5 separate regions of the Homo sapiens genome follow, and regions 2, 3, 4 and 5 are each linked to region 1. Evidence: chromatin contacts called from ENCODE Hi-C or POLR2A ChIA-PET data. All regions are on one chromosome and are shown on one strand. Each heading gives the region's core, a stretch centred on a gene start or an enhancer-like site at or near the end of the contact. The rest is flanking DNA. Distances are from core to core; before and after follow the strand shown. Region 1 holds the start of PWP1 (PWP1 homolog, endonuclein). Region 2 overlaps CORO1C (coronin 1C). Region 3 holds the start of SSH1 (slingshot protein phosphatase 1). Region 4 holds the start of UBE3B (ubiquitin protein ligase E3B). Region 5 holds the start of USP30 (ubiquitin specific peptidase 30).

What was found. A loop is a pair of places that touch in the nucleus more often than their neighbours do. ChIA-PET counts read pairs that join two places held with the same protein, here RNA polymerase II (POLR2A). Pooled maps may share reads with other maps.
Region 2: a pooled map shows a loop between it and region 1 (6-fold over the local background). The contact joins the enhancer-like site here to the promoter of PWP1 in region 1. A Hi-C loop is called at or near these places in 3 of 50 pooled maps. POLR2A ChIA-PET finds 5 or more read pairs at or near these places in 2 of 52 experiments (Panc1 and T-cell).
Region 3: a loop to region 1 is called in a map of CD8-positive, alpha-beta T cell, with 3 times the contacts of the local background. The contact joins the promoter of SSH1 here to the promoter of PWP1 in region 1. A Hi-C loop is called at or near these places in 2 of 168 maps with a recorded cell type or tissue (CD4-positive, alpha-beta memory T cell and CD8-positive, alpha-beta T cell) and 9 of 50 pooled maps.
Region 4: a loop to region 1 is called in a map of CD4-positive, alpha-beta T cell, with 9 times the contacts of the local background. The contact joins the promoter of UBE3B here to the promoter of PWP1 in region 1. A Hi-C loop is called at or near these places in 1 of 168 maps with a recorded cell type or tissue (CD4-positive, alpha-beta T cell) and 11 of 50 pooled maps. POLR2A ChIA-PET finds 5 or more read pairs at or near these places in 1 of 52 experiments (naive thymus-derived CD4-positive, alpha-beta T cell).
Region 5: a map of CD8-positive, alpha-beta T cell shows a loop between it and region 1 (33-fold over the local background). The contact joins the promoter of USP30 here to the promoter of PWP1 in region 1. A Hi-C loop is called at or near these places in 6 of 168 maps with a recorded cell type or tissue (CD4-positive, alpha-beta T cell, CD4-positive, alpha-beta memory T cell, CD8-positive, alpha-beta T cell and 1 more) and 13 of 50 pooled maps.

The regions. Positions count from the first base shown.
Region 1 is chr12:107,683,364-107,687,048 of GRCh38, forward strand. PWP1 (PWP1 homolog, endonuclein) reads left to right here and starts at 2,436. Exons shown (of 15, transcript NM_007062.3): 1 at 2,436-2,608. The coding sequence starts at 2,537. RefSeq lists enhancers at 2,245-2,504, 2,725-2,774.
Region 2 is chr12:108,689,360-108,692,853 of GRCh38, forward strand. All of the region lies in intron 2 of CORO1C (coronin 1C), which reads right to left. Among named protein-coding and RNA genes, the nearest start is that of CORO1C, 40 kb to the right of the region's middle. RefSeq lists enhancers at 2,044-2,323, 2,114-2,795, 2,274-2,568, 2,796-3,477. Within about 2 kb of position 2,117, at least 41 of the 41 ENCODE cell types and tissues checked have a DNase peak (open chromatin) inside an H3K27ac peak, as active enhancers do; they include Panc1, where a contact is called at or near this core.
Region 3 is chr12:108,856,323-108,859,704 of GRCh38, forward strand. It overlaps SSH1 (slingshot protein phosphatase 1), which reads right to left and starts at 1,261. Exons shown (of 15, transcript NM_018984.4): 1 at 1,106-1,261. The coding sequence starts at 1,174. RefSeq lists enhancers at 1-458, 511-560 and a silencer at 991-1,730.
Region 4 is chr12:109,475,235-109,479,048 of GRCh38, forward strand. It overlaps UBE3B (ubiquitin protein ligase E3B), which reads left to right and starts at 2,400. Exons shown (of 28, transcript NM_130466.4): 1 at 2,400-2,875. KCTD10 (potassium channel tetramerization domain containing 10) reads right to left here and starts at 2,066. Exons shown (of 7, transcript NM_031954.5): 1 at 2,026-2,066. The coding sequence starts at 2,028. RefSeq lists enhancers at 979-1,714, 2,223-2,312.
Region 5 is chr12:109,051,276-109,054,765 of GRCh38, forward strand. USP30 (ubiquitin specific peptidase 30) reads left to right here and starts at 1,301. Exons shown (of 13, transcript NM_032663.5): 1 at 1,301-1,486. The coding sequence starts at 1,404. It overlaps USP30-AS1 (USP30 antisense RNA 1), which reads right to left and starts at 2,690. Exons shown (of 2, transcript NR_038996.1): 1 at 2,411-2,690; 2 at 766-1,463. RefSeq lists enhancers at 1,495-1,994, 2,328-2,697.

The DNA of each region.
Region 1 (3,685 bases), core at 1,186-3,685:
TCAAAAACTACAACTGTCTACTGGAGTACCACATGTGGTCTCTCCATGTGGTTTGGTTTCCTAACAGCATAGTGGACTCAGGGTAGCTGATATGGTTTGGGATCTGTGTCCTTACCCAAATCTCACCTTGAATTGTCATAATCCCCATGTGTTATAGGAGGGACCCAGTGAGAGGTAATTGAATCATACGGGCGGCGTTTTCCTGTGCTTTTCTCATGATAATAAGTCTCATGAGATCTGATGGTTTTATTAATTAATTAATTTATTTTTATTTATTTTTATTTTTTGAGACAGAGTCTTGATCTGTTGCCCGGGCTGGAGTGCAGCAGTGCGATTTCGGCTTACTGCAACCTCCGCCTCCTGGGTTCAGGTGATTCTCCTGCCTCAGCCTCCCAAGTAGCTGAGACTACAGGTATGCACCACCATGCCCGGCTAAGTTTTATATTTTTAGTAGAGACGGGGTTTCACTACGTTGGCCAGGCTTGTCTAGAACTCCTGACCTTGTAATCCAACTGCCTCGGCCTCCCAAAGTGCTGGGATTACAGGCATGAGCCACTGCACCCAGCTGAGATCTGATAGTTTTATAAAGGGGAGTTCCCCTGCACATGCTCTCTTCTTGCCTGCTGCCATGTAAGACATGCCTTTCTTCTCTTTTGCCTTCTGCAGTGATTGTGAGGCTTCCCCAGCCAACTGAAACTGTGAGTCCATTAAACCTCTTTTTCTTTATAAATTATCATGTCTTGGGTATGTCTTTATTAGCAGTGTGAGAACAGACTACCACAGTAGCCAAACTTTATATGGTGGCTCAGGGCTCCAAACATTAGTGTTCTACTGGTGGGCAGTGGGGGAGTGGGTGGGGGGTGTGGAAGTGGAGAAGTGGGTGTGGTGGTGGGGAAGCAAAACCTGCATCCTATTTATGACTTAACCTTGGAAACATCATTTCTGTCATACTTTATTGGCCAAAGCAGACCTACAACTACCCAGATTCAAGTTGGTGGGGGCGGGGGGGGGTGCTTTGATGGAGGAATATCAAGATCACGTTGCAGACAAACATGTGTGAAGGACTCTATTGTTGCAGCCATCCTTGAAAAATATTATCTGCCATATGGTCTTTCTAAAATGGGTTAAAAGCAAAGAAACCACAGAAGAATCATCTTACAGAAACAGAGCAGGGGGAGAAGTCTTAATGGACAAATAATCTGCCTACACAAACAATGAGCAATTTACTTCTGGGAGGATCTCTCCTCAGGCAGGGAGATTGCCAAGCGCATTAGGCTGAGTAGAGTTGGTGACAGAACTCATAGTTGTATCAGCTCCTCTGTGTGTGATCTGAGTAGGAAAGTATTTGACTACTGGGGACTCTAGCTTCATCTTTAAAACAAAGTGTTGTGAGAACCAAGTAAAATACTGTATAGAAAGATAAATGTGTTGCAAAAAGGTCCCCGAATAGAGCCCACAGGTGGACACCCCCCGTTTGACAATGCCACTGGGAAAGACCATGTGTACTGCCAGTTTATCCTTGCCACTGTTTCCCCATAGCAGCCACCTTCCTGTTTCTTTTGCTTGCCTCTCTCAGAGGTAGATGCATTGAGGGTAAATGACCAGGACAGGGCCACACAGCCAAGAGATCAAAACCCAGATTTTTCTGGGATGCTAGTTTGAGATTTTCCATTCTACAAACGTCCAGCCACTCACGAGTTCTAACAGATGACTGATCTTAGCTGAGAAGCATGACATAGATACAAGGGAGTCACACTGCCCGGGTTCATATCCCAGCTGCACCGCTTACTAGCAGTGTGACCTTTGGAAGGATCGCTGTTTTCCCAGGTGTAAAACGGAAATAAGACCTCCCACAAAGGGGTAAGTAATCACGTGATACGGCACTCAAAACAGCGCCTTCAACATAAGTAAGCCCTTTGTGTTTGCCAAGACTAAATCACTACTGCATAGTTAGTATATAATTGGTGCTAAATGTTTTTTTCTCACTTTTTTTTTTGGTGCTAAATGTTTTAAGGTGAGAAAGTAACATTTAGGGATGTAATGAGATGTAATGGTGGGATCTCCGTGAAACGACAAATTCATTTTGGAGAAAGCTTTTTAAAAAACGCAAACCACAAACCTCTGCCATTTGTCAGCTTGAAGTCTACGGAACTGCAAGCAAAATAAAGATTGGTGAAACTTTGCTTCTGACTGACCCCTACAGTCCCAAATATTTTCTTGGCCTTTACAAAGCCCGCAGGCATCGTCACATGCAGTCCTGAAAAGCCTTTTCTCTATACTTCACACAGCCCAGACCAGCCCACGTGGATTCCTCGCCCGGCTGCTTCCGCTTCCATTTTGTCCCCTCCTATTTCTCATTCGGCGCCTCAGAATGACGTCTGAAATGAGCGCCGACGCTGCCCAAACAGGAGCCTGCGCATGCGCTCTGCCCTGGCAGCGGCCCTGTGCAGATCCCTGAGCGTGTGGCAGCAGTGCGGTCGTGGTCCCTCCCTATGCAGCCTGGTTTCTAGCGTGACACGCCCTTGACTTGAGGACCATGAACCGCAGCCGCCAGGTGACGTGCGTGGCCTGGGTCCGCTGCGGCGTGGCCAAAGAGACACCAGACAAGGTGAGGCCTGGTCGCTGGGAGACAAGGGGAGCAGCGTCTTTACGGCACTGGGGGTCCGCCCAGCTGGGGGAACGTGGACCCGGAACTCGGGGCGTTGGCTGGTGCGACTGGCTGGGGTGAGGGCGGCTTTGCCCGGATTGTCGCGACTAGAGCTGCAGTTCAGAAGGTCTGGTTCGCCTGAGCCTGGAGAGTCAAGGGCCGCGCCTTCTCACTGTTCCCACCCTCAAGCCCAACCCCACTCCCAAATTCGCACGCACATGGACTTAGCGGGCCGGAAAGGGGTGGGCTGCTGTTTTTGGTGGGTAATACCCCAAAAGGCTTTTTGACAACACCACTAGCTTCACTAGCACCCAAGTGCATTTTCAAGCATAACTGGGAAGAGAGCATGAAAACTCCACTTTCCACTCTTGTGCTCCGTGTCTGAAGGAGTGAGGATGAATGTGGTGTAGAAAAACTGGTGTGGAGGCTAAGATGTCGTGAGGCTGGGAGATGAATAGGGAATTTCTTGCAGTAATCCAAGTGAGATGTTGATGGTAGCAGGGAGGATGAGAGGTAAATGTCTAACACATGAAAAACCTACAAGAGTTGGAGACTGAGACTGTAGCAGAGGTGACGATTACTTAAGTAATTTCCTCATTGGATACTAAGTGCTTTCTGTAGGCCAGGCATTGTTCAGGGTCCTGGGATAGGCATGAACAAAATAGAAAAAGTCCCGCCGGGCGCGGTGGCTCACGCCTGTAATCCCAGCACTTTGGGAGGCCAAGGCGGGCGGATCACGAGGTCAGGAGATCGAGAGCATCCTGGCTAACACGGTGAAACCCCGTCTCTACTAAAAATACAAAAAATTAGCCGGGTGTGGTGGTGGATGCCTGTAGTCCCAGCTACTCGGGAGGCTGAGGCAGGAGAATGGCGTGAACCCGGGAGGCGGAGCTTGCAGTGAGCCGAGATCGCACAGCTGCACTCCAGCCTGGGCGGGCAACAGAGTGAGACTCCGTCTCAAAAAAAAAAAAAAAAAAAAAAAAAAAAAAATAGAAAAAGACCCTGCCTTTATGGAGTCGACATGTGCACATATAGTAT
Region 2 (3,494 bases), core at 867-3,366, 1.0 Mb after region 1:
AAAAGTGACACATTCATTCGAGTGATAAGTCAAATCAAATATTCCCCTTTAAGAAGCTCAAGGTATCCCACACACAATTTCTTTCAAGTTTGCATTCTGGAGTGTATCATATAAACCCACACCTTCCTAGGGTGCTGGATTCAGACTGCTTTCTACACGGTTTCCCTTATCTAATCCAACTCAGGCAGCTGTCTCACTTCCAGTACTTTTCCATCTCCTGATCTGCAGTCCTCTATGCCTATTATCCAGACTGGTTACACCACCCGAAGATGTAAGGGCCTAAGAGCCCCCACCCCATCCTGGGGAAGGCAAACAAAGATACTTTACATGACCTGACTCAAAGAACAGTTAAAAGATTTCCACATTGTTCAAACCCCTACCTAATATTCATCTAAGTTTTCATTTTAGGAAAAAATGAGTATCAAAATCACTTTATGTGCCCAAATTTCAATCATAACTTATTTTTGGCTTTGGGTGATACATACTGAGAATTCTTCAACTCAGCAAGGAGAATGTTAAGTCACACATGTGCTCAGAAGTAGAGGAAAAGTTTTCAGCCCAAGCATAAGGGCTCCATTCACACTGTGCAGAGTTCAAAGGAGTCAAAAGCGTATCTATTGAAGTGGGTTTTCCATTTTTTTCAACTTCCTTTTTCTTATGACAGTATTATTTATGTGGATACATGTTTTGTTTGAATTTCTTAAGCCCCTGCTGCTCCACGGGGAGGAGCTAGAGTGATTGTGGTCATGGGACAAGGGGACAGCGGCATGGAAAACAGAGACTCAGCAGCAGACCAAAAAGACGGGTGCACACAATATATGACTTGTGCACAGGCTGGTCCCTGAGAGTGACAGCTCATGGCCCAGGAATAAAACATTCTGAGGAGGCTTTACTTTAAGGGAACCAGAAATACCATCCTTGAGGTAAAAGGAGGTGCTCTGGAATAAACCCTACAGATTGAGTTACCCTGTAAGGTAAGGTAAGCTAGAAACAAAAGCTGCTGGGGAGAGGGAGTATGGGCCTACAGAGACTTCACCTGCCTGTGAGTAAAAAACAGCAGTCTTTTTGGACAGAAGTGAAAATGCCAAGCAAATAATTTTTGCATCACAGATCCTCTCTAAAAACTGGGTTTAATACTGAATAGACCATATTTTAAAATCAATTAAGAACTTGAGGGAAGTTATTGTAAAACTACAAACATTTTATTATCAGAAAGCAAAAACACGGAAAAGTTAACATTTCCTTACTCAACCTTGCCCAAATATGCGATAGCAACCAGAGTAGCTGTATTTCCTAACTTCCTGACTTAAAGAATTTATAAAGTGAAAACCTAATGCTTTCTGCTCATTATTGCAGACAAGTAATTCCATATGATGCTTCTGGGCTGAGAACAAATAAAAACTTGGAACCCAAGATGAGGTAGAATCTAGTTAAAATAAAATTGAGCTAGAAAGCAAAAGCTGAAAAGCAGAAGAACTACAGATGTAAATGCAATATGGAAAATTAAAGCATTCAATATCAAATCAGAAAATAGAGAAACTGGTTGTCTAAGCCCTCGTAGTAAGCAAATGACATTGGAGATTGATCTACTGAAACCCTCTGTGAACGCTGAAGAGCTCCAGGGCTAACCCTTCCCATTGCAGCTCTGCATTGGTTTAATCCACAGGTCTCAGAATGAAAATCCACCCTCCTTGGATGGTGGAGATGATAAATAGAAAAATATTACAACTTTTTTTGGGGGGTGGGAGGGGCTAATGCCTTGGGCTCCATGGCTGAGTCAGTTCCACACAAGCAAGAGGACTGCAGTATAGACTCAATTCAGTCAGCCAGAAATGAAACCCAAGTCACCGTTCCTCCAAGAAAGCAGACATGTGTCCCATCACATGCCCTCTCAGCTCATTCTTCCCCAGACTCAACTCAGGTCCCACCCCTAATGGGCGAAGATATTCAACTTGGCAGGAGCAGATGATTTGCTACATGTGGTTATAAGGTGGCTTCTGGGCAAAACCGTGACTCCAGAAATGTGTTCATGACACCTTGAGTTTATTTCAGAGTAATGTGTGTTCAGATACCTTTCTTTACCGGAGATACAGCAGCTTTCCCAGACTGGGGTTACCATGTTTACACACTGAGGGCTTCTGCTGGCAGCAATTGTCAGCCTGCTTAGCACAGACTGGCACGCTCCACAAACCCAGTAAAGAGTTAAACGTTCTTTGCACTTGACTCAGTGGCTTCTCTTCACCACACACTCCCAGATCCCACCATTCTCTGAGCCACCCGTGCAGCCAATCAAAGCAAAGGAAGGAAATTATCCTGGCCGGCTGACAGCCACAGCGCTCTGATGGCCATATATGGTAAAAACCACTGTCAGAGCCCTGTCAGGCCTGCGGGCCGGCTGCTGTGGACATATCAGTGAACTGCAGCAGCAGGAGAAGCTGGCCAAGGAAACGCACAAAGGCTGCCTGCTCATCTCCAGGGGAGGGGGTGGGGTGGAAACCATCATCTGCCAGGGCACACATTCAGTGAGTCACAGCCACTCACTGTCATCAAAAATAGCCCCGGGGTACATTGGGAAGTTCCTTCTGCCAGGACTTTGTGCTCCATTGTTAACTGGGGGTGAGCAGGGTGCCCACCCCACCCCTCCCAGCAAAACTGTGGATAACACAGTCACTAGGAGAAAATGAAAAGGCCCTTCTGTGGCACTTCATGTGGTAATGAGGCCAGGCCGTGCTCGTGTGGCTGGCAGCTCGTGACATAATTTGGAAGTCATTGTTCTGCACCTGGTGCCCTCCCCCTGCATCCTCCACCCCTCCCAGTCCTGTCCCCCAGCTTTTCACGGCCCATACACTTGGCAGTTGAAGGTGCTCCAGGCATCAGACAATCTATTTCAGGAGGCAGTGAATGGGCATCCCACGACATGTCAGGACACTGGCTGGCTCTGAACAAAATCCTCTGCCCCTAACACCAAAGCTACCAAGTGCCAAATGTCCACATCTGTACAAAGGGCTACCGGCACTGCCACTGTTGTCTAAAACAGAGTACCACAATGTGTAGAAATGGAAATTGCCTGTCAGCAATGCACAGTAAGGCAGACATGCAGCCAATGCAAATCCAGCAGGTGCTGGCAAAGACTGTGGATCACACAGAAAAGCACTGTCAGGAGACTGCCATTCCCTCTCAAGTAGCCCATGAAAGAAGGCACTTATCAGCACGGCGCCTGGCACTTAAAGGAAGCCCTCAACAAATGTGAACTGCTGCGATTTCATCACTGTCACTGTGTCCTCACAAGGCATGGTATAGACCAAGTACTTTCCAAACCTAAGACAATTCTCTGAGCTGACAGAATGAAAGCCCTGTCAAGTTACTGTTTTTGTTATTAAACTCTCTAATCCCAGAGAAAGAATGCAAAGGATTCAGTGTCCATTAGACCACAGCTTTTTTTTTTTTTTTTTTTTTGAGACAGAGTCTTGCTCTGTCGCCCAGGCTGGAGTGCA
Region 3 (3,382 bases), core at 11-2,510, 1.2 Mb after region 1:
GGCCAACCCTGCAGGCTAAGAGGGCAACAGTGCCCTCAATCAACCCCAGAGGAAAAAGTGGCCAGGCAAACGGACCTGGGCCACACACAGACCCACAAAAACGCGCACAGTGCCAGGACACGCAACCCAGGAATGCACCTATGCAATCACCCAGAATGGGTCACAGCCACACAGAAAGATAGATGCACATAAACACACAGGCCTGAGTGATGTTACAGAAAGGAAAAGCCAGACTAAGGCTGCACGCACAGACGTGAAACACAGCCACACAGAGCCCACAGCACGCTCGGTCACCGTCACACAGTGACACGGGCACGCCTACAGACAGAACTCCAGAGGCGGCAGGCGGGGAAACAATCTCACACGTTTGTAGGGGCACTCCCAGATGCCTGTCTCACGCTGGCACAGTCCCCGGACGGCAGGTCAGCAACAGTCACATCTCACATCGCACAGCCAGGCATACAGGCAAAGGGCCTAGAACTACCCCGGCCACAGGTCTCAGAACCAGCGGCTCACGCAGTCACCCAATCAAGGGTCCCAGTTGCACATCCAGTCACCCCTGGACCCTGGTCACACTGCAGAGTCACTCACAAATGGGAGTCCCGACAGACGCACAGTCCTCCCCAGACAGAGGTCAACCCAAGATGGGGGTCACACCTGAAATCACAGTCCCCACACAATCACGAGGTCACATCTGCACACACAGTCTCTGCACAGTCACCCTTAGGGGTCACAACGCACACAGTCTCCGCCTAACAGGGGTCACCCCAAGATGGGGGTAACCCCCTGATGTGGGTCACAGCGCACACACAGTATCCTGCAGACACTCCCAGAGGGGTCGCACTGCATACACAGTCCCTGCAAAGTCGCCCCCCGATAGGGGTCACACCGCACACAAAGTCCCCGCACAGCTCCCCAAGACAGGGTCACATCGCACACAGTCCTCGCACGGTCACCCCGGTCCGGCTGCCCGGCTCTGTTCCTACGGCGGGGCCCCGAGGAGCCCGCGCAGCCGCCCCCCTGCCCCGCACGCGCGGCCCCAGCTCCGGCGGCCTCGGCGCGGCGTCCGGCGGCCCAGGCCGGGCGCGGCGAGCCCGGGGCTCACCTCGCTGTTGCTGGCCGAGGAGGAGGCGGCGCTGGGCGTGGGCGAGCGCTGCAGGGTCACCAGGGCCATGGCTGCGGCGCGGTGCGAGGGCGCCACAGACGTCTCGAGCTAGAGCCGCCACCGCCACCGCCGCCCGGGCCGGGCCCGGGGCCTCCTGGAGCCGCGCGCGGGCGGCCGGGCCGAGCCGGGCCGGGCCCGCCCCTCCCCCTCGGCGTCGCCACCGCCCCCGCCCCCAGCTCCCGCCTCCCGCGCCGGCGCGCGCAGGCCTCAGTGCGCGGAGTGGGCGGGGAAGCGGGCAGGGCGGGACGAGGAGGCGCGCGTGCGCGGGGGCCCTGAGGGCTGCCCGAGGCCTCGGCTGGTCGATCACGTCCCTCGCGCGCCCGACACACGCGCCCCCGCCCGCGCGCCCCGCTATCAGGCCTGGGACTCGGGGGCGCGCGCGCCGCCCGGAGCCCGTACGCCCCAGGGGCCCTGCCCGCTGCTCTGCCTGGGGAAACTGAGGCCCGGCGACCGTGCAGACAGGACTGTACAGCGACCAGGAAATAAAAGACGTCCTGGGGCCGGGCGCGGTGGCTCACGCCTGTAATCCCAGCACTTTGGGAGGCTGAGGCGGGCGGATTACGAGGTCAAGAGATCGAGACCATCCTGGCCAACATGGTGAAACCCCGTCTCTACTAAAAAGACAAAAATTAGCTGGGCGCAGTGGTGCGCGCCTGTAGTCCCAGCTACTCGGGAGGCTGAGGCAAGAGAATCGCTTGAATCTGGGAGGCGGAGGTTGCAATGAGCTGAGATCGCGCCACTGCACTCCAGCCTGGGCGACAGAGCGAGACTCGGTCTCAAAAAAACAAAAAACAAAAAACAAAAACAGTAAGCAAAATAGATTCGCCTGATTTTGCAGAGGTTAATCAAGTTATTAGGCACGTTTTTAAAAAAGTATTTTGCTAATCTTTTTCAATGAATTCTTTCTGGGTGTTCTGAAACCCAGCCAACTCCTTGGAGGTCAGGGAAGGCTTCCCAGAAGAGCTTTATTCTGAGGCTTGGGCTTGAGCATAAGCAGGATTAACAGGTGAAAGAACAGAGAGACAGCTCTCCAAGCAGGGGGGATCAGCGTGCCCTGAAGCAGGAAGAAGTTTGTCAACCGGAGGCCAGCACTCAGGGAAGGGAAGAGGGGAGGAATGGCTGGAGTCTCCATCCTCTCTGGAAAGATCGCTCCGGCTGCTGCGTGGATGAGGGACCACGGGGCAGAGGGCTGAGGGAGACCAGGGAGGAGGCTGCTGCTGTTGTCCCGGGGAGAGGTGACCAGTTATGGGGATGGAGAGGGGAACATGGAATAAGATACCAAGAAGGCAATTCTGGCTTGACTTAGTAGTAGGAAACTTTTCTTTTAGCCAAAATCTCATCTCCCGGCTCCCACCCCCAACCTCTGCATGTTGCACAAGCACTCGCAAACGCAGTGGTCCCAGCCTGCCCCGCAGCTTAGCAAATTTGTCTTACTGCCCAACAGGAAACCCACGCAGCCTCCTGGATTCTTCCCCGTCCCTCCCTCTGTCCTGGGGCTGTGACCTCCTCCATGTTATTCACAGGGTCTCAGCACGATTCATCTCAAAGGTGATTCTAGTGGGGGGCACTGTAGCTTCTACGGAGCGTTTCTAAGAGGGGATTTGTGGGAATGTTTGTGGTTGTCTTGCTGATGGAGGGGGAGAGCTCCTGGCATTTAGAGTGCAAGAGCCTTGGATGCTAAATGTCTTCCAATGCACTGGACAGTCTCCCCAACAAGAATTGCTCCATTCCCACAAAATGTTTCCTGGGTGAAAAACCCATTTATAGTAATTTGAAGCCAGAACCTAACTCCATTTCATGCATCAACACTAGTCTTCCTTCCTTCCTTCCTTCCTTCCTTCCTTCCTTCCTGCCTTCCTTCCTTCCTTCCTCTCTTTCTCTCACTTTTTTTCTGAAACAGGGTCTCACTCCCGTCACCCAGGCTGAAGTGCAATGTCACAATCATAGCTCACTGCAGCCTCCATCTCCCAGGCTCAAATCATCCTCCTGCTTCAGTCTCCTGAGTACAACGGGTACACACCACCACACCCAGCTCCTTTAAAAAAAAAGTTTAACTATGTTGCCCAGGCAATCCTCCTGCTTCCGCCTTCCAAAGTGCTGGGATTACAGACAGAAGCCACCATGGCTAGCCTGGTATTTTTTACTGAATTTTCAGAAAGGTGACTATGTTGAAACCCTGTCTCTCCTAAAAATACAAAAAATTAGCCAGGCATGGTG
Region 4 (3,814 bases), core at 1,150-3,649, 1.8 Mb after region 1:
AGGCTGAGGCGGGAGGATTGCTTGAGCCCAGGAATTCGAGACCAGCCTGAGCAACATAAGACCTAATCTCCACAAAAAAATTAAAAAAAAAAATTAACCGGTCATGGTGGCACACACCTGTAGTCCCAGCTACTCGGGAGACTGCGGTGGGAGGACTGCTTGAGGCAGGGAAGGTGAGGCTTTAGTGAGCCAAGATAATACCAGTGCACTCTCCAGCCTGGGCGACAGAGCAAGACCCTGTCTCCAAAAAACAAAAACAAACTCACACACACCTGTGCTTGCCTGGGCTACACCCCAGATCAATTAATCAGTATCTCAGAGATGCGGAGGGGTGGCTGATCAGTCACTAGTGTTTAAAAAGCTCTTTGGGGGATTCGGATGTGGGACCAGGGCTTACTGCCACCTAGCTAAGGTATTTAACCAGCTTTATCTAAGAGTTGCCAGGGATGTGAGGCAAAGCATCACCTCAGGGGATTCCTACAGCAAAGAAGTTTAAGAAACACTGTATTGAGGCTTGTATAAAACCTTCCCAAACTGAGGGCATTTCTACAACTCAGAAAAGTCTGCTGTTACATTTCAACTAAACTAAGTCACATAATTGCAGCATTTTACATCCAAAATTTGCTTATAAGACAGCTACCGCCAATTGCAACTTCCATCAAATGACATTCTCTCCCTGTGTTTAATACACAAACTCTTGGTCTATTTCTCTCAATGTTCTAGTGAGAAAGATGTTTATCATCAACCCCACTTTTTTGGGGAGAAAACTAGGAATCACACCTATAAGAGCCCTCTGACTCCCAACTCCTTTGCCCCTTTCATTACACAGTCCAAATCAAGAAATCATTAGTCTAATCCCTTGCAGGGCTTGTTAAAACCGATAGATGGGCTCCACCCCAAGAATGTCTGATTCAGTAGTCTCTGACAGGGCTTGAAATTTCAGCCATTTTGAATAAGTTACCAGGTGTTGCTGCTGGTGGGACCAGAGTTTGAGAACCACTGGTTTATGCTGCCTTCTTCCCATCCGCTGGTCCTTATTTTGCACAAAATGGAGCGGACTAGTCAACGTCAGCTACAGGATAACTGACTTTTCTTCAGCAGCGTCACTGGGACTGATTTTCCCTTAAGACTGCACTTTCCAGGGACGTGACAAACAAGCAAGCAAGTAGAAAGAAGATCTGGGCCAATCTTTGGTCATCTCTACCCAGGGACAATGAGCTACTCAGGGAACAGACCCTTGAGGATCCCAAGCAGACAAACCCCACAGCTGAGAGACAGATCTTGAAACATCCTCCGCTCCTTAGGCGTGGTCACCTCTGGCCTCAATGGAAGTTACAGATAGGTACCCAGGCGCCAGCTGAGGCACTGAACTCCGTGGCGCAGGTATCCTAACCTCAGGCCCCTGGCATCTCTCCCCAGGATTCCAAGCACTGAACGCACATCAGCCTGCTGGGCTCTCTCGATTTCTTTCCCTCACTGGGCCGTGTGTTCAGACGCACCTGGGAGCCCCTTCCCCACTTCCTGGAAACTCAGCGACTCCAGCCACAACCTCCAAAACGCCAAACGCTCCGCCCCAAGGAATCCTACCTCACCTTCTCATAACCTGCCCATTCATTCTCCTTCATAATCCTCCAAATCCTCATTTTCCACCCCCAAATGTCCGTTTTCAATTGATATCTCTTTGTTCTCCTCGCAATCACCAACTCCCATCTCCAACCAGCACTCAGGACTCACTTGGAGACACCCCTTCCTCACGCACACACGTATCTACTCCGCAAGCCCAAATGTGCTTCCCGGATTCCTAACCGCCAGGGAGCCTCCCTACCACCACCCCCGCCCCTAATTCTCCACCCAAAGCCCTTCCCCCACCCCGGGCCTTTCCCCTAACCAATCCCCCAAATGCCTCTCCACTATCGTGACTGCCCCTCATCACACCCCCTCCTCTCGGTCCCTTCTTATACTCTGCTGCTGCCCAGCTCCCTCGGCCGCCCTCAACCCCTAGTCCATGGGCACCGCCCTCCCTACCATGAAAAGTCGGAGGACGCAGGAGTCTCCAAACCCGGACTGAGAGAGGCAGGAAACACCCAGCTCACGCCAGCCGGGGGCGGAGGCGGGGCCGGAGCGATAACTTCCGCTGTCCGCACCCCACTTCCGCCCCGCAGAGGGCAACGTCTTAAGCCGTCCGTTGTGCGCCTAGGGGCCAGTTTTCTTTCCAGCCTCCCCGGCCGGAGTGGGTTCCAGCTTTTCTCGGCTGGGGAGGGCATTTATCCCACCTCCGCTATTTCAGCTGCCAGAGGGGAGGCAAGGTGTGGGGAAGTTTTCCTTCCCGGGCGAAGAAGCTCTGCGGAACTGTCATTTTCCGGAACTGGATGCTTGCTTCCTGGCGGGGTTCTGAAAGCGAACACCGCGGGGCAAGATGGCGGTAGTGCGTCGGCTGCTGCCCCGGGTCTGGCAGAACTCGGGTGTTTTGGGCTGAGACAGTGGCAGCTGCGGCCCCGACCCCAAGTGCGGGGACCTCCGGCGAATAAAGGTCGGCCTGCGGGTAGGCCGGTAGGGCCTGCGGTCCGGCCTGCGGGAGAACTGGGTCGTCAGTCCTCCGAGTGGTGGGGCTGGGGACTTTGAGGGAGTTGGCTCTAGGGCACAGTCCCTGCCTGGCCAGGTCGGAGGAACAAGTGCTGGGATCTGGCGTGTGTGCTCCAGGGGCTCTTTCCGCGGCCCTTTCCACCTCTTTTCACTTTGGGGACGGTAGGCCTTTATAAACGGACTAATGCTGGGTGATTTGTTCCTGTGGTTGTTGATGCCGAGGAAAGACTCTGGGCCCCAGGACTCACCTAAACTGGAGTTCGAATACTGTTCGCTCGCTGTGTGACCTTGGGTGAGTTCCCTCACCTCTCTGAGCCTCAGTTTCCTTCTGTGTAAATGGAGTAATTAGCAGGTTTCACAGAGGGTGTGAATACGTTTTAGTACCGTGCCTGACACCTAGTTCTGAATAAAGAAAAACTTGATCGTAATTTAACTCCAGCTTAGCCCCCACAGGCAATCTTGCACTCTCAACTTCTCTTTGCTTGGCCATTCTGTGAACGGGGGAGCCCTGGATCTTGTTTGTTTTACTTAGTGATAAATAACTGTTTTGGATATACATGGATTCAGATTCAAAAGCATCCACCTTAGATAGGCTGTAGCTTTCAATAAATAGTAGCTGTTAATATGAATAGTCTCTTTAAGTCGTGTTTCCTATTCTTTAAATAAAAATTAGATTATTGAGGCTGGCCACGGTGGCTCACGCCTGTAATCCTAGCACTTTGGGAGGCCGAGGCGGGCGGATCACCTGAGGTCAGAAGTTCAAGACCAGCGTGGCCAACATGGTGAAACCGCATCTCTACTAAAAATACAAAAATTAGCCGGGCGTGGTGGCGGGCGCCTTTAATCCCAGCGACTTGGGAGGCTGAAGCAGGAGAATCACTTGAACCTGGGAGGCGGAGGTTGCAGTGAGCAGAGTTCGCGCCGCTGCACTCCAGCCTGGGCAACAAAGTGAGACTCCGTCTCAAAAAAACAAAGATTATCGAGAACTGATAGAGCTGTTGAAAAGACAAGTTGGTTAAATAATCTGTGCAGTGTCTGATACACCGTCTGCCCAGAACAAGTGGTGGTGGTCATTAAACCTGGTGGCCCAGCTTTTCCTACTGCACAGGGACAATCCTCTTGGCTTAGTCAGCAGTTGGTATTTATGATGCTTCAGCTTTGGAAATATAGAGGTAAGACAAGAGTCTGAATCCTGCCTCTTAGTTATTACAGCCTTGACTCTGCCACATAC
Region 5 (3,490 bases), core at 51-2,550, 1.4 Mb after region 1:
ATGCTGAATCTCTCTCTGTTGCCCAGGCTGGAGTGCAGTGGTGTGATCTCAGCTCACTGCAGCCTCCGCCTCCCAGGTTCTAGCGATTCTCCCGCCTCAGCCTCCCGAGTAGCTGGGATTACAGGCACGCGCCACCACACCTGGCTGATTTTTGTATTTTTTAGTAGAGACGGGGTTTCACCATATTGGCCATGCTGGTCTCGAACTCCTGACCTCAAGCAATCCGTGCCCCCCACCCCCACCCCCCGGCCTCCCAAAGTGCTGGGATTACAAGTATGAGCCATCGCACCTGACCTCTTTTTTTTTTTTTTTGAGATGGAGTCTGGTTCTGTCACCCAGGCTGGAATGCAGTGGCATGATCTTGGCTCAGTGCAACCTCCACCACCACGGTTCAAGCAATTCTCCTGCCTCAGCCTCCTGAGTAGCTGGAATTACAGGAGCCTGCCACCACGCCCGGCTAATTTTTGTATTTTTAGTAGAGATGGGGTTTCACCATGTTGGCCAAGCTGGTCTCGAACTCTTGACCTCAGGTGATCCACCAGCCTCGTTCTCCCAAAGTGCTGGGATTACAGGCGTGAGCCACGGCGTCTGGCCTACCTCCTGCTTTTCACTTTAATGTGGCTACTGGAAAATGTAAAATTACCTATGTGGCTCCTGTATATTTCTGTTGGAGAGTGCCATTCTGGAGACAGACAGACCGAACTGCCAATCTCTGTTTCACCACTTACAAGCTGCGTCAAAAAACTTACTATTTCTTCAAATTTCCTGGGTTCCCTGGGATGTAAAATGTGGGTAATGTTAGAGTTGGTGTGAATATTAAATGTAAATAATGAATGTAACATACTTAGCTCTATACCTGGCACCCAAGTAAACAATAAGTTTGTTGGCTATTAAAGACGTTGATTTCTCTACTGATATCGTCAGAGATGGGCCTCATGCTCATTAAAGTTCCTTCCTCTGCGACCTATTTCCACTCTGGCCACAATAATAACTAATTATAGCAGAGGCCTGACCCGACTTTCGGCTGTTGGCCTCCCTTCCCCACATCGAAAAATTCAAATCATGACCCAGGGTCCATCCTAGAAGTGTGCCATCTGTATTTATGAATGGAGCCTAAGCAAATCTGAAAACCAAGCAGCCCCAGGCAACTGAGCCCAGCGTAGCAACCGACGCCGGGGCCTGTTGCTAAGGGAAAAGAAAGAAAGGACGTGGTCCGTCAGCTATTGCTCTCCGGGGGCAGCTACTTCCGGTCCCCCTGGGAGCTGTCCTGCGGTCTACGTTCCCCCGAGGTGCTGGGACTGCGGCCGCAGGTTCCGCTGTCTCGGGAACCGTCGTATCCCTCGGTCCGGCGGCGGCGGCGGCGGTAGCGGAGGAGACGGTTTCAGGCCTCCGGTGCGGCTGCAATGCTGAGCTCCCGGGCCGAGGCGGCGATGACCGCGGCCGACAGGGCCATCCAGCGCTTCCTGCGGACCGGGGCGGCCGTCAGGTGAGATTTTGGGGGGCGGGGCTGCCGAAGAGGCCGGGACCAGGGTCCCCAGCTTGGGCCCGTGACGGCTTTTTCATGCCCTAGTTGGGGTCTCCAGGGCCCGCGCGGGCATTCTGGAAGGTTCTGCGTCCTTTAGGGTTGGAGGCCTGGGCCCGTAGGTGGGAGGACTGACGGGCTCCAGTCCTTCGGCAACACCAATTCTGTCTGCACTCCCCAGGTCTGTCAGTCCCTCCCCCTCCTGTCATTGTTCCCAGGACACCCGGGGCACTCCAGTCTTGTCAAGGCCCCTAATTCTGTCAGTGCCCTCAGTCCTTTCAGTGCCTCCTAGGCCTGCCAAGACCCCTCAATCCTTCTAGTATACCCCCAGTCCTTCTGGGTCCCCCAATCATATCAGTTTCTGGACTGCCAGGGTTCCCCAACCTTGGCACGGTTCTTCTAGTCCTATAAGTGCCCCGGGCCTGCGAGCCCCGCGTTTTGTTAGTACCGCCCCCTATTCCTGTTAGCCCGCCCTCTAGTCTAATATGGATCGCCACTTCTGTCTGGGTCCCTGATGTTGTTAGTGTGAGTAAAGGCCCTTGTTTTGCAAGGGTCTCTAAATTGGTCAGGGCCCCTTTAACCTGTTAAGGTTGCTTGGTCCTGTTAAAGCCCTCCGTTCTTGTTAGGACTCCTCGATTGCCTGGGTCCCCAATCCTGTCAGGGCCCCCATTTCCCTCTTATTCACCCTCCCAAGGGCTCCAGGCTTCAGAACTGAGTACCCCCTCCCCCACTGCTGACCCCAAATGACTGAGACCTGTTGCTCAGGTCGGCTTCCTCTGGAACTGGAGCAGGTTTAAAGAGCTTATTATCCCAGGGCTGAAAGTCCTCGATACTTATCCTGTCCAGTGCCCCCATTCCGTAGATAGGAAGTGTGGCCCCATAGCTGACCTCATAGCAGAGTTGGGAGGAGAAGCCAGATCTTTTCATCCGCAGGCCCCACCACTCTCCTCGTGATGTCATTTTGCAGAGGAATGGAGTTTCCAAAGTCGCCACTTGTCCCTGGGTATTTTTTCCTTATGCTGCCAAAGTCATGGACAAGTCCTCTCTCCCATCCCCTTGACACTCTTCCCTTCAGTTTCCATCTTGAACTTCGTGGTTTTAAGCACAGACCTGGGGAGACAGACAGGCATGATTCAGAGCCATGTTCCTTCACTCACTGTGACCAAGTTGGGCTCTTAGTTTCTTCTGCTATAAAAATGAAAGTGATAGTAGAACCTGCATCTGTGGGGTTGTTTTAAAAATGAGGTAAGATTGTCACAGGGCCTGGCAGAGAGTATGTACCCTTAAATATTAGTGTTTGATTAGGGGATTTTAAAGCACTGGTAAAGCACCTTAGCACTTCCATGACAGTCCTTTATAATCTTTCCAGGCACTTTTGTGAACTCACGTATCGTGTAAAAGCACAGTGATGTATTAAGAAACTTCAAGAATACCTTTCACCAGCTGGGCATGGTGGCTCACACCTGTAATCCCAGCTCTTTGGAAGGCTGAGGCAGGTGGATTTCTTGAGCTCAGGAGTTCGAGACCAGCCTGGGCAATGTAGTGAGACCCTGTCTCTACAAAAAAATTTAAAAATTACCTGGGCATGTGGTGTGCAGCTGTGGTCCCAGCTACTTGGGAGGCTGAGGCAGGAGGATCACCTGAGCCCGGAAGGTGAAGATTGTGTTGAGCTGAGATGGCACCACTGCACTCCAGCCTGGGCACTAGAGCAACTAGAGCAAGACACTGTCTCAAAAAAAAATAAAAATAAAAATAAGAAAAAAAGAAAGAATAGCTTTCATGAATGATCCTGAGATTGTAATGCTTAATTTGTAGCAGCTAACATTTATTAAGTTCTTACTATGTACTGTATGCATTCACACTTATTTAATCCTCACAACAGCCCTATGAGGTAGGTCTTATGGATTGTCCCCATTGTACAGATGAGGAAACTGAGGCTTAGAAGGTGAAGTGATGCCAAATGAAATA